Linked DNA regions of Homo sapiens: region 2 is linked to region 1. The links are chromatin contacts, found by Hi-C or POLR2A ChIA-PET in ENCODE. All regions are on one chromosome and are shown on one strand. Each heading gives the region's core, a stretch centred on a gene start or an enhancer-like site at or near the end of the contact. The rest is flanking DNA. Distances are from core to core; before and after follow the strand shown. Region 1 has its middle 15 kb from the start of GRB7. Region 2 overlaps IKZF3 (IKAROS family zinc finger 3).

Region 1 (6,651 bases), core at 425-2,924:
GGGCAGGAAGCCCCAGAACAGCCTTTCCCATCACCTCGCCTCTCCACCCCAGTACCCTGGCCCCCTGGCCCAGAAGAGCTGCCTAGGCAAATAAACCACAGCACTGGGGGTGGTGGTGGATGGGAACTAGGGGGGCGATGCCACCTCCTCCCCCGGGCTTGTCCTTCCACCGCCCAATCCCCATCCCACCCCCACTGGAATTGCATTCTCAGTGTCTCACTGAGAATGTCTCACTCACAGACCTCAGCTGCCCCGCTAGACTCCTGGGGAGCTGTGTGTCTCTTTGCGTGTGCGTGTCTGTCTCCATGTGTGCCTGTCTCTCTCCTTGCATGTCTGTCTGTGTGTGTCTGTGTATCTGTGTGTGTGCGCGCGTGCACGTGTCTCGTGTGTGTGTGTTTGTGTGTGTTGAGGGAAAGCAGGCTGAGTCAGTGAATCCAGCAAAGCTCTGAAGTCCCAAGCAAAAGACAGTCGCAGACTCCCGCAACTATTTGGAGTCCTGGTTCCAATCCCAGCCCTCTCCCTCTCGGGATGAGCCCAGACACTTGACTTCCCCTTCTGGGCGTTGATTTTCCCCAGAGTCAGGGATCTCTGAAGGGCCTTCCAGCTGGTACTCCTAAGACAGGCCTCAACCTCACTGCACCAGCCGGGCTCCAGGTCTTCCCTCTCTCTCCTCTCCTCACTGGACGCTGGAGCTAGAGTAATAGTGGCCGGGCCCTGACTCTCTCAAGATGTCATTTTCCTAACTGTTCTATCAAATTCCAATCCTGGACCCCAGGGGTAGGGGACAGGATCCCCTCACCTGTGGAATTATAGGAGGCTCGGAATAACGCGCGCTGAGGCTGGGTCTGAACCCCCGGCCCCCGCCCTTTCTCAGGTTCTCCTCTTAATTCTGCGTGGACCCAGACCCCAGATTCCCGGCTAGGGTGCCTGGGAGAGGAAAGGGAGGCCGGCGGAGAGGGGGCAGGGGTGCGGCGCGCGGTGGGAGTGAGGGGGGTGTGAGGGGAGGGGCAGCTGCACTTCTGAGAAACAGCTCGGCGTCTCAGCAGCCCGCAGCCTAACCCCCTGCCTGCGGCTTCACAGCTCCCTCCTCCCGCCGCCCACGCCGCTCGGGGCCTCTCCGGGGGTCGGCAGCCCCGGCGGAGACGGTGTCTGCTGGGGAGGAGCGGCAGCTCGGGGGACAGCAAAGTGGAACCCATGGGGGGTGGGAGTGGACATGGAGGAAAGCGTGGGTCGCGTGACACCCCAGGAGTGAAAGGCCTCCCCTCATCGGGGTCCCGAGCGCCGGATCTCGGCGTGCCCGCGTGTTCCCCCGCTGCCCCCGCGCTGTCCTATCACAGCCCGAGCAGGATCCAGAAGTGAAACTGCCCGGGTCACAGCCCAGCGCCGCTGCTGCACCCCGCCCCGCCCTTCCGGGCACTGCCGCTGCGCAGGATCTCCCGGCGCTCGGGCGCCTGCGGGGAGGAAACGGGGGAGGGGCAGGGGAAGTGCCCCCGCGGGCATCTGCAGCGCGCGGCCGCTCTCCTCCGGGGTGCCCGCGCGTAACCGGGGTGGGAACCTCGAGAGACAGGAGCCCCGGAGGCCTGGCCGCGGCGACCGCACTTCCCGCGACGGCCGCTGGGTGTCACTGCAGCCGCGCGGCTGAATCGGCTCGGCGCCTGCGGGAGTGGGGGACGGTGGGACGCCGGGACTAGGCCGTCGCGCTGCACGCCAGTCTCGCCTGCCCGCGCCTGGAGGCTCCGCGACGCTGGGATGCGGCGCCCACACCTTCCTCCACCCGCCTGGCCAAGGAAGCACCTCCCGCCTCGCCCACAGACTCGCAGCGAGGCCCGGACTAAGCAACGCCCCGGGGCGACCGGCTCGTTGCTGCGGCGCCACGCAAGCCACGAAACCGATGGCGCGTCCCCTCGTGGGGCCGAGTTCAAAGAGCCGCGACCCCGACGCGCGCCCCCTGGCGAAGCCGGCGGCCTTCCCTCCGCAGAGGCACGAGGGGCCGCCACGACGGAGGGTGGCTCGGTGGAGCCTGGCGCCCGTCGGCCCCGGCGCGCGCATGCGACTTGGGTGGTGGCGGAAGGGCGGGCGGCGGGGCAGATCGCCTCAGGCACCGGCCCAGAACGGCTGAGAGACGGGTCCCCCGTGTATCCTCCCCTACCCCAACCTGGCCTGACAAGTGTGGGATCCAGCCTTACCCAGCCACCCCCTGGCCCCAACACTAAGTTCCTCCAGTAGATGTGTGGGGCAGGGTGCCTCAGCCTGGGAGGAAGGAACCCTCCCTTGGGAGGCCAAAGCGGGAGGATCACTTGAGGTCAGGAGTTTGAGATCAGTCTGGCCAACATGGCAAAACCCCGTCTACTAAAAATACAAAAATTAGCTGGGCGTGGTGGCGCACGCCTGTAATCCCAAACTACTCAAGAGGCTGAGGCAGGAAAATCGCTTGAACCCAGGGGGTGGAGGTTGCAGTGAGCTGAGATCAGCCACTGCACTCCAGCCTGGGCAACAGAGTGAGACTGTAAAAAAAAAAAAAGAGAGAGCGAGAGAGAGATCCCTGGAATCTTTTGGGAAATTGGGGTAGTGCCAGTAGGAATGCCCTGGAGGACAGGACTCAGGGCATGGGAGTTGGGCAGGTGAATGCGGATGACCGTGCCTGTTGGTCACAGCTGTGTGAGGGTGCGGGTGGCCCGTTCCATCCCTGCTTACAGCTTCCCCTCCAACTCCAAGGTCACAGGGCCCAGTTCCACTACCCAGACCCTAAGGAGATCCACGTGGTTGTCCTGAGGGGGTGGTTTCTGCCTTCCAATCTCCCTCAGTCTGCCCCAAACCACCCTAAAATAAACCTAATCCAAGTAAGAACAAAGTGCTTACAACAAAAATGCAGCTCCAGGCCCGGCGCGGTGGCTCACACCTGTAATCCCAGCACTTTGGGAGGCTGAGGCGGGCGGATCACATGAAGTCGGGAGTTCGAGACGAGCTTCACCAACGTGGATAAACCCCATCTCTACTAAAAATACAAAATTGCTGGGCGTGGTGGTGCATGTCTGTAATCCCAGCTACTTGGGAGGCTGAGGCAGGAGAATTGCTTGAACCCAGGAGGTGGAGGTTGCGGTAAACCGAGATCACACCATTGCACTCCAGCCTGGGCCACAGAGCGAAACTTGTCTCAAAAAAAACACAAAAACAAAAAAAGCGAAACAAAAAAAACTCCAGCTAAACAGCCCCCCCAGGTGCCCATCAAAGAAAAACTTGCCCCTTCCTTGGGGTAGATGCAGCCGTGTGAGAGGGTGTCAGATGACATCATAACTCAACCCACATGGGATTGAATTTCAGGCCTCATCCCCATTTCCCCACACCGCCCCTTCTTGTATGGTGAACTTCGAGAACGCTTGTGGAGCAGCCTCAGCCCGCCCTCCCCACACCCCAGGATCGCCCACACCCCCAGGCTCTGGAGTCCAGTCTGCAACATCCAACTCCCCCAGGATCTAACTCCTTCTTTTCTCTCCTCCCCCAACTCAACTGAGAGCTCAGAGTCGTTTGTCCTAATTGCCACTGCATACTCCCCCTCAAGTCCCAAAGCTGAGGTTCTGCCAACAGCACAGGACAGGAAAGCAGTCTGCAGACGCCCCACCACTGTGCGAGTTGGACCAAGCCCTGACCTCTCTGGGCCCTCTTTCTATCTGTTGGACCAGATCAGTACTTCACTGGTTCAAGCCTTTTTCCTGAATATACCATAAGGCTCAAGTTCCAGATAGAAAGGCAATGCATCCCCCATCACCACCCCAACCTGCCCCTCAAGCCCCTGCCAGAACCCTTGGGCTCTGGGAAGGAGTTAGAAAACTGCTTATGTGGATAGTTTGGAAGAAAGAATCCTTCCAAGTGGCTTTGGGCTCCCCTGTCTGTGTCCTGTCCTTCCTCTCTTCATCCCTCATCAGGGTGCCTGGCACTGGGGCCCAAGGAAGGAGCCAGGCAGGGTCCCTGACCTGATGTTGAACCCTTGGGCCTGTCCACCACCCGTGAACTTGGATGTTGCAGAACTGGCCAGGGCTTTGTCTGGATGCCCCGCCCAGGGAGGTGGGCTCCCCTGGAATCATGCCCACCCCCATCCCAGAGTCCAGAGCGTTGGCAGCAGTCCTCCCTCCCCTCCACACTTGAGCAGGCAGGGAGGCCAACATTGTAGCCACACCCTCCACAGAACCCCTACCCTAAAGGCCCATGGTGCTGCCAAGGATAGCAATGTGCCCTGGCACCCGGCTCCCACCGGCCACGCTGGTCCCGGGAAGCTGGAACGTGTGATGCATGGCAGGCAGCACTTCGCGTCAGCTCCCCAGATGTGGGCCCTGTCACCCTCTCTCAGTACTGGGTCCTCCTCTGCATGGAAAGATGATGAGGAATTTCCCCTTTGCCCTCAAGTTTTTTTCTGAAATGTTTTTAATAAGTACGTATAATTTTAGAATGAAACCCAATAAATCAATTTTGAAAAGACAGTATCTGAGGTCCCAGCCCCCACCCTCTCCCCCAGAGAAGCCCCTGCTTCCCCTCCCACCAGCCCAGATTTTCTCAGAACCACAAGCCTCCCCGATCTAGCACTGCAGCCGTCCTTGGCAGTCCTTTCTGCTGTCTGACCACTGTAGGTCATGCTGCAGTCTCTGAGGTAGAGCAGCATCCTTCCCACATCCTCAGAGCTGGGGGATCTTACCCAGGGGTTCCACTGTGAGCTGGCCCTGAGAGGGTCCCTGTGCCCCCAAACTCTTAGCAGCTACGTCTCCAAAAAGCCAGAAATCTCAGACACTCACCAAGAATGGGCTGCTGCTGGTCTCAGGTGGCCAGATCAGGGCCAAATGCTGCCCCCTCTAAGGGCTCTCGGCAGCCTAGGTCCCTCACTGTGGCCAGCACTGAGAAGGGAGGGGGCAGAGAACAAAGGCTAGAGCAGGGCAGGGCTGCATTTCACCACCTGTCCAGTGGGCTGAGTCTGGCCTCTGTCCCGAACTCCCTCTGCGACCCCTGTCGCAGGTGAGTCCCTGTCTTTCCCTGAGCCTCAGTTTCCCATTTGTAAAGTGGGAAGGACATCTGTCTCACAGTCTCCAATTAGCTGATTGACAGAGAGGCTTTGTCTCTGCCCAGTGCCTCAGGCTGTGAAGGGACACTGGGTCCTCTTTTTTTACAGTCTGAACCCCTGGACATGCTGAAGAGGTGACTCATCTTGACCCCTTTACTCTCACTCCAGCCTGGAACTCTGGCACCCACACCTCGGAGGTGGCCCTGGGCACCCATGGCCAGCCACACAGCTGACACTGCCCTGTTCGGTGCTCGAGCCACAGCCTGTGGTGGGGATGGCTCTGGGAACCGTGGCAGGTGGCAGGCAGCAGGTTGCACTGGGTCCTGCCTCCAGTCCTGCTAAAAAGAAGCAAAATCTGCCACCCTTCCTGCCCTTGGGCTGCAGTAAGTTCTTCCAGCAGATTCCCAGGAGGTCCCAGGCTGGGGTGTGCATGAGACCTCTCTGCCCACCTCTGTCTGCTGGACCTGGTCCCAGCTTCCCAGCCTGGAGTTAGCCAAGGATGGGGGTGCCTTGGTCGGGAGTGGCTGCCAGGGCTGCCAGACCCAGCCCAGGGGCTGATTGCAGAGGCTGCACAGTCTCAAGGTCACCTCAGGACAACCCTCCAGGCCAGAGACCAAGGCTGCAGGGAAGGGAGGGGCTCTCTAAGGGAGGACCCCAGTAGGCCACTATTGCTGTCACTGTGGCTGAGGAATGCCACCTGGACGTCAGCCAGACAGGGGAAGCAGAACATGCCCAGACCTGGTCCTCAGACCTGGGTTGGAATCTTGGCTCTCCCACTGTGATCTGGGGCCAGGCTGCCCACTGGGCCGTCAGTTTCCTCACCTACAAAACAGCGTCTCACCACCTCCTGCCCAGTCAGTCCCAAAGATTTGAGAAGGGGCTCTCCATTAAAATATATCAATATATAATAGAATATCCAAGCATATACAAAGGTGGAGAGGATAATTTAACAAATCCCCACATAGCCAGTACCTGTCACCAAGCTTCAACCAATATCAACAGCCAGTGTCAACTCATGGCCACACCATGACTATGCCCACACCCTCTCCTTTAACCTCTGGATTTCATTTTTTTCTTTTTATTTTTTGAGACAAGGTCATGTTCTGTGGCCCAGGCTGGAGTGCAGAGATGCAATCATGGCTCACACCAGCCTTGACTTCCTGGGCTCAAACGATCCTTTCACCCCAGCCTCCCAGGTAGCTGGGACCACAGATGCATGTCACCACACCTGGCTAATTTTTTATTTTTTATTTTTGTAGAGAGGGCCTCACTATGTTGCCCAGGCTGGTCTCAAACTCCTCCCACCTCAGCTCCCAAAGTACTGGGATTACAGGCATGACCCACTGTGCCTGGCCACCTCTGGGTTATTTTAAAAACAAAGCTTCAGCATTACTCAATATACCCAGGTAATAAACCTGCACATGTACTCCCTGAATCTAAAATAAAAGTTGGAAAAAAAAAAAAGAAAAGGAATAAAAACAAAGCTGAGACATCATGTGATTTCACCTTTAAATACTTCATAATGAATTTCTTAAAGATAAAGATTTAGAAAAAACCGTAACTGCAATACCATTATTACACCTTAGAAAGTTAGCCATAATCCC
Region 2 (6,589 bases), core at 3,860-6,359, 37 kb before region 1:
TGGGCAACAGAGTGAGACTCTGACTCAAAAAAAAAAAAAAAAGAAAGGAATGTTGAGAGAGGATGAATTTAGGTATGATGTGATGAAAGGTGAAACCAAATTGCAAAAGGAAAGGAAAAGAGGAGTTGGCACCTAGAGAGCCTGAAGACATAGAGTTGATAGATCTTGGAGACTGACTTGATGTAGAAATTGAAAGAGAAAAGGTTCCACAGTTTGATGGCTTGGAGACTGGAAGAAGGGTGATGCCATTTGTCAACATAAATAAGTCATAAATTAGAAGCAAGTTTGGGTTCAAAGATGACAAGTTTGATTTTAGACATGTTCATTAGTATTTTCTAATAGAATTTTTCTAAGTAGAACACCCCTTTTCTCTGCTTCAATAAGTCTTCCAGGGAATGGGATGAATCTCTTCATTAGAGCAGGCTAATGCCTTTCCTGGTTTTGGTGGACTGTGTTTGGAGGCTGAGTACTAAGCCTAATATCTCTCAGGAATCTCATTCATACCTTAAATTCTAATTTATTTTATTTTATTTTATCTTTTTTGAGATGGCGTCTCGCTCTGTCGCCCAGGCTGGAGTGCAGTGGTACGATCTCGGGTCACTGCAACCTCCACCTCCCAGGTTGAAGCGATTATCCTGCCTCAGCCTCCCCAGTAGCTGGGAGCCACCATGCCCAGCTAATTTTCTATATTTTTAGTGGAGACGGGGTTTTGCTATGTTGACCAGGCTGGTCTCAAACTCCTGACCTCAAGTGATCCACCTGCCTTGGCCTCCCAAAGTGCTGAGATTACAGGCATGAGCCACTATGCCCAGCCAGCAATTTATTATGGCTTACCTTGAGAAGGTAACAGAGTTGAATATTAGAATAAATTAGAATCTGGTTGGACACGGTGGCTCAGGCCTGTAATCCCAGCACTTTGGGAGGCCAAGGAGGGTGGATCACTTGAGGTCAGGAGTTCGAGACCAGCCTGGCCAACATGGCGAAACCCCGTCTTTACTAAAAACACAAAAATCAGCCAGGCATTGTGGTGCATGCCTGTAATCCCAGCTACTCGGGAGGCTGAGGCAGGAGAATCACTTGAACCTGGGAAGCAGAGGTGGCAGTGAGCTGATCGTGCCACTACACTCCAGGCTGGGCAACAGAGCAAGACTATGTCTCAAAAAATAAAATAGAATAAAATAAAAATAAGTTGCTAATCCCCAGTAACCATGCAGAGAGGTCATCCAGGTCATTCATCTAAAACTGGTAAGACTCCAAAGGCAAACCAGCAACTATGTAAGCCCAAAGGACTTCTCTAATGCCCTGTCCCTGTGTCCTTATGTCCCTGGGTCTCAAATACTGTCTTCCTTGCTCTATAGCTGACTCCTAAAGGACTAAAGCTAAGATCTGCTCTTGAGCCAGGATGGTGTCGTATTGAATTCCAGGTCAGGCCAACTAAAGCCAAAATCCTGAGGGAAAGGAGCAGCTCTCTTATGTCCTCTGTTTTCAGAAAGACTCAACACATTGATCTTACTACATTTTAAAGTTCAGTGACCATGGAGTGGCCTGAGTCTGGTCATGTTCACATTTTCTAACCAAAATGGAAAGGATCCTTTTCTGCTGGCCTTTTCTATCTGCTGTTTTTGGTTTTAAGTAGCTGAAATTTTCCGTTGAGGTTCTTTTAAACGCCTACATGCAAACTGAAGAGCACTCAAGCTTTGGTGGGATATTACCCACAGCTGGAGTGATGGAGGAAGGGAGGCAAGTACAAGCCTCAGGTGCATCCTTCTCTTAAAAAAATAAAAAATAAACACTTAAGCAAACAAATTCCACTTGAAAGCAGGGAAGACCTATCCAGAGAAAGAAGTAAACCTCTTTCCAAGTAGGAAACAGATATCATTTCTTATATAATCCAGATCCATAGGGTGGGCAAATTTGAAACATGTTGGACTTATCCTACAGCCCTACATCTTTGCTAGTCAAAGAGTGAAAAGTTGTGAACCATGAACTGTGGTAGGAAGCAGTGGAACTGTGTGGCAGCCCTGGCTCCTCTGATGGTGGTTAGGCCCTGTCTTGCTCTATTAAGCAAACACAGTTAATATAGATGAAAGGTAACCTTGATAGAAGTGAAAATTGAAACTTGGGTTGAAGGTAGCAAGCCAGGCACAGCTGCAGTTGTACTTCCTCCTATGCAGCAAGAGGAGCAACACTTACTGATGTTTTTTGGAAGGGATGTAGTTTTTTAAAATATCTTTTTTCAGACTGTTTTGGGTTTTAACATTTACACCATTGATGGGAGGGTGTGTAATACAGTTGGTAAGAACCCACTTAGGCCTTATATGTCTAGTGCATGAGGTCAAATCCAAGTAATTGATAGTTCAAGCTTAAGTTTTGCATTCTAATCACACCTCTGCCAGTAACTGGATGTGTAACCTTCGACAAATGACCAAAAACATCTCTGCTCCCAGATTTCCTCATCTGAGAAACAAGAGGGTTGGATTAGATGACCTTTAAATTCCCTTCCAGCCCTACACTCCATTGATTTGTGATTCCTCATGGGGAGGTACAACTTTTGATTTCTAAGGACCAATGGTTGAAAAAGTAAGCATTTATATAGCATATTTTATATATGCAAAATCCCTTACAAATGTTTATTATTCTTACATCAGGCAAATTTTTAGGTTTTACTAGTGTCAGTGCAAGTACATAAATTTGCCTTCTTTGTTTCTTATGTTCTTCATATTTTTCCCACGTTCTTCATATGTTCTTATGCTCTTCATGAAGAGTATTACAGCTCTTCTTTTAAATTTCATTCATTTACATTGCAGTTCTTAAGATAGTACTTGGTCAGCCAACTCACTTGAGCCAGTCCCTCCTCTCCTATCCAGTCCTATTACACAATCCTTGAGTCCTTGAGTTTAGTTCTCCCTAACTTGGGACCTAATGGTCCTTCCCCTTATTTAGATTGAGCCCCACTTACCTGTGTCGATGAAAGTGACTCCTTAGGTTATATGAAAGAATTACTTTTCCTTTTGTCTTTCTCAACACTTTTTCATTAGTACTGACAACTTCCTCTACAGTCAATGTTGTGCCTTTATCAGCTCCAAGAGAGACAGAGATAAGATGTGTTTTAGCAATTCATATACGTGGAAGGGGAAGAGGCAATGCATGGCTTAAAATTAGAAAAACTATGTTAACTAGTCAACTCTTAATCTTAATGGCTTACACTGGATGCATCTGAAGGATTCAAACAATATTTTCTCCTTGAAACCTAAGAGTACATCACCTTGCCTTTTTAACTGCAGCCACCAAAAACAGTACTAGATCTGAGAACCCTTCCTCTCCCCTAGTACTGGAGAAGAGTTGCTCAATGTTTGTTTCATGGCCACTTTGAGCAAACTTAGCTAAAATCTATTATCTGTAATTTTCTGGATAGCCTAAAACACTATCGTCTATTTTTATGTGTGTAAGTATGTGTGTTTTCCTCTGACTGTGGTTCTGAATTTAAATAACGTGCGGTCACGCTAATGGTGCTTTCTTGTTTTGTAGATGTACAGTGTTTTGTTAGCTTCGATTGGTATTTAATTGTCAGTTGTGGGTCTCTGCTGTTTGAGCTGCTTTGATAGCTTCAAGTATAGTCGTTGTTCATTTCTTGCATTTTCTTCCCTGCAGATGATTCAATGAAAGTGAAAGATGAATACAGTGAAAGAGATGAGAATGTTTTAAAGTCAGAACCCATGGGAAATGCAGAAGAGCCTGAAATCCCTTACAGCTATTCAAGAGAATATAATGAATATGAAAACATTAAGTTGGAGAGACATGTTGTCTCATTCGATAGTAGCAGGCCAACCAGTGGAAAGATGAACTGCGATGTGTGTGGATTATCCTGCATCAGCTTCAATGTCTTAATGGTTCATAAGCGAAGCCATACTGGTAAATAGTCTGCTTTTTTCATTCTTCTGAAAACTCTCCTAATGCAGCCACGTGAGAAATGAAGTGGTGGAATTTGGAACTTTTGGTTACTTTCATTGATTTTTGCTATAATGCTGATGTATCTCTCTCTCTGCATTGCTGTTCACTCAGTGCTTTTTATTCCTGCCTCACCATGCATTTGGCAAACATATTGCAAATGCTATGAATAAAAAAAGACTGTAGAGAGCACAGTGTTCTAGGTCAGCCAAATACTTTTTCTTCAGTTTCTAAGTAGGAGTTGAATTGTGTGATTTGCTTCTTAGCCATCTTTTGTATATTTTTGCATAACATTTTTAATAAGAGCAGATCTTCTTATTGTATTGGGTTCAAATTTGGTAAATGAAAGGACATAGTTTTTATTTCCAGCTTAAAATAATGTATCTTCAGACAATAAACAGGTAGTCTATAGAAATGCATACAAACACAACCATCGCACTTGAGCCAGTCGATTCCATCCCATATCTCATATGAAGACTTTAAAAAGGAGAATTTCTAGCCCTCAACACCTTGTAAGGACTTTAGTTTCTGGCTCTTTTTTCAAAGGAGATTATATTCAAAAGGAATACTAAAAAATTAGCCAGGCATAATGGCAAACACTGGTAGTCCCAGCTATTCTGAAGGCTGAGGTGACAGGCTCACTTGAACCCAGGAGGTCAAGGTTTCAGTGAGCCATGATGGGACCATTGCACTCCAGCCTGAGCAACAGAGCAAGAAGACCCTGTCTAAAAAAAAAAAAAAAAAAAAAAGGGAGTACCAAGTAATATAGTAATATAAAAACTTAGATCTAGAAAGCACTTCTAGAGCTGCTCTTGTTTCTTTGCTCTGATTCAATATGATACCTAAAATAGCCTTGCTAGTGGGTGCTTTTTCTCTTCTACAGAGGAGATTTCATAAGTAAGTCTTAGGCTTGCCTTGAAATGCAGCTCCCAACTGATCCCAATGTGAACAGTAATTGTCTAAAAGATGAGCTTTTCCCCTAGGCATCTAATCTGTGCATATGTTTCTCCACTTGCCTGTGACCAGAAATCTCCTTTTTTGTCCTTTTTAAAGGTGAACGCCCATTCCAGTGTAATCAGTGTGGGGCATCTTTTACTCAGAAAGGTAACCTCCTCCGCCACATTAAACTGCACACAGGGGAAAAACCTTTTAAGTGTCACCTCTGCAACTATGCATGCCAAAGAAGAGATGCGCTCACGGGGCATCTTAGGACACATTCTGGTAAGTGAGAGAAATGAGCATTCCTTGTCTAGGAAGTGCATTCCTCAGAGCCCAGTGTGGAAACTAGAAAGAGTTAAGTAGGAAGGTTTCAATCTGTCATTCTTGTTCTGAAGGGTTACAACAGCAGAGACCTCTAGGGCTAATTACACGACCATTAAGGCACTAATTGCTCTCCGTCTGCCTCAGTGGAGATGATCATCTCCTCACCATCCTTGCACCCATGGAGAACAACACAGTCAGATAGGAAGAGCCCACCCTATAAAAAATGTCCTTTTAATTTTTGTGAGAAAATTATAGCCATCAGTATTTTCTTCTGGTAAACTTTATTAGAAGATTATTTTCCCAACACACACACTCTTTCCATTCAAAAGACGAGACAAGCAAATGATGTACAGTTTGTAAATTATGAAAAACTGTGATCTGGATATAAATCATTGTTTGGGGGCTACTTTTTGGCCATTTGGGATAAATTTATTAAATCCAACTTTCCTCTTGATTGGCCCACTTTTTTTTTTTTTTTTAAATAAACATGAGGTCTCACTATGTTGCTCAGGCTGGTCTCAAACTTCTGAGCTCAGGCATTCCTCCCACTTTGACCTCCCAAAGTGCTGGGATTACAGGCAGGAGCCACCATGCCCAGCCAGCCTACTTATTTTAAATCTCTAAAAGATTGAACAACGGTAAAGATTTGTAAAAGTTATGTGCTGTCGTGATGTTTTTACTCCTTATTTTGACCAAGATAATACTTTTTTTTCAAGATTTAGAATTTCCGTCCTAGAAAAATAAGACTGAGTTTATTTTCAAATTTGGGACCTCATGTTCTTGATGTTATCTGGCAAAATTTTAATTGGAAAAAAAGGCTTGTTTTTATGTCAGTTCACATCTACTGCTTTGATTAAAACCTAGCCCCAAACTCAAAACTTGTTATAATTCAGCCACTAGGATTAAACAAGTCAGCCCCAACAAAACCCACCATGAGAGATCATAATTGGCAATTGAAGGGTTTCTCTCTTTTACAGCTCATTTTTCAAAGTAGTGAATTAAGGATGAGTTTGGTTCGAAAAAAATTAGAATAGTTCTCTACTGTTGCCTTTTTCAAGTAAGAAACAATAGTAGGCTTTTTAAAGACAGATTCCAGAGAACCCAATTTATGCAGAAACGTAACATTTTTAGCCCTAGCAAACCTGCATTTGTTTTAATTTAGGATTCCATAAGGATCTTTTAGTGCTTTAAATCCCAAAGCCTCTGTTTTAAACAGAGCAAGAGTTAGAAAATAAAAATTTTAGCCCCTAAAACTGACAAATTCATTGAGTATATTCTATCAACAATCAGAAAGACCAGCCTTGCACAGATAGTTGAAGTTATTACTTACATATTTCAAGCAATAAAGCATTTGGGGAGTTGGCAGAATAAAGTTTGC

Evidence for each region. Hi-C counts contacts between places; a loop is a spot of excess contacts on that map. ChIA-PET counts read pairs that join two places held with the same protein, here RNA polymerase II (POLR2A). Pooled maps may share reads with other maps.
Region 2: a loop to region 1 is called in a map of CD8-positive, alpha-beta T cell, with 4 times the contacts of the local background. The contact joins two enhancer-like sites. A Hi-C loop is called at or near these places in 9 of 168 maps with a recorded cell type or tissue (B cell, CD4-positive, alpha-beta T cell, CD4-positive, alpha-beta memory T cell and 5 more), 33 of 37 single-sample maps with no recorded cell type and 18 of 50 pooled maps. POLR2A ChIA-PET finds 5 or more read pairs at or near these places in 23 of 52 experiments (B cell, CD4-positive, alpha-beta T cell, CD4-positive, alpha-beta memory T cell and 17 more).

The regions. Positions count from the first base shown.
Region 1 is chr17:39,749,319-39,755,969 of GRCh38, reverse strand. No RefSeq gene overlaps it. Among named protein-coding and RNA genes, the nearest start is that of GRB7, 15 kb to the right of the region's middle. RefSeq lists an enhancer at 410-459 and silencers at 950-1,679, 1,820-1,869, 1,910-2,049. Within about 2 kb of position 1,674, at least 35 of the 41 ENCODE cell types and tissues checked have a DNase peak (open chromatin) inside an H3K27ac peak, as active enhancers do; they include B cell, CD4-positive, alpha-beta T cell and CD8-positive, alpha-beta T cell, where a contact is called at or near this core.
Region 2 is chr17:39,789,996-39,796,584 of GRCh38, reverse strand. IKZF3 (IKAROS family zinc finger 3) reads left to right here. Exons shown (of 8, transcript NM_012481.5): 4 at 3,652-3,912; 5 at 5,002-5,169. Among named protein-coding and RNA genes, the nearest start is that of GRB7, 55 kb to the right of the region's middle. RefSeq lists enhancers at 3,605-3,734, 4,832-4,941. Within about 2 kb of position 5,109, at least 3 of the 41 ENCODE cell types and tissues checked have a DNase peak (open chromatin) inside an H3K27ac peak, as active enhancers do; they include B cell, CD4-positive, alpha-beta T cell and CD8-positive, alpha-beta T cell, where a contact is called at or near this core.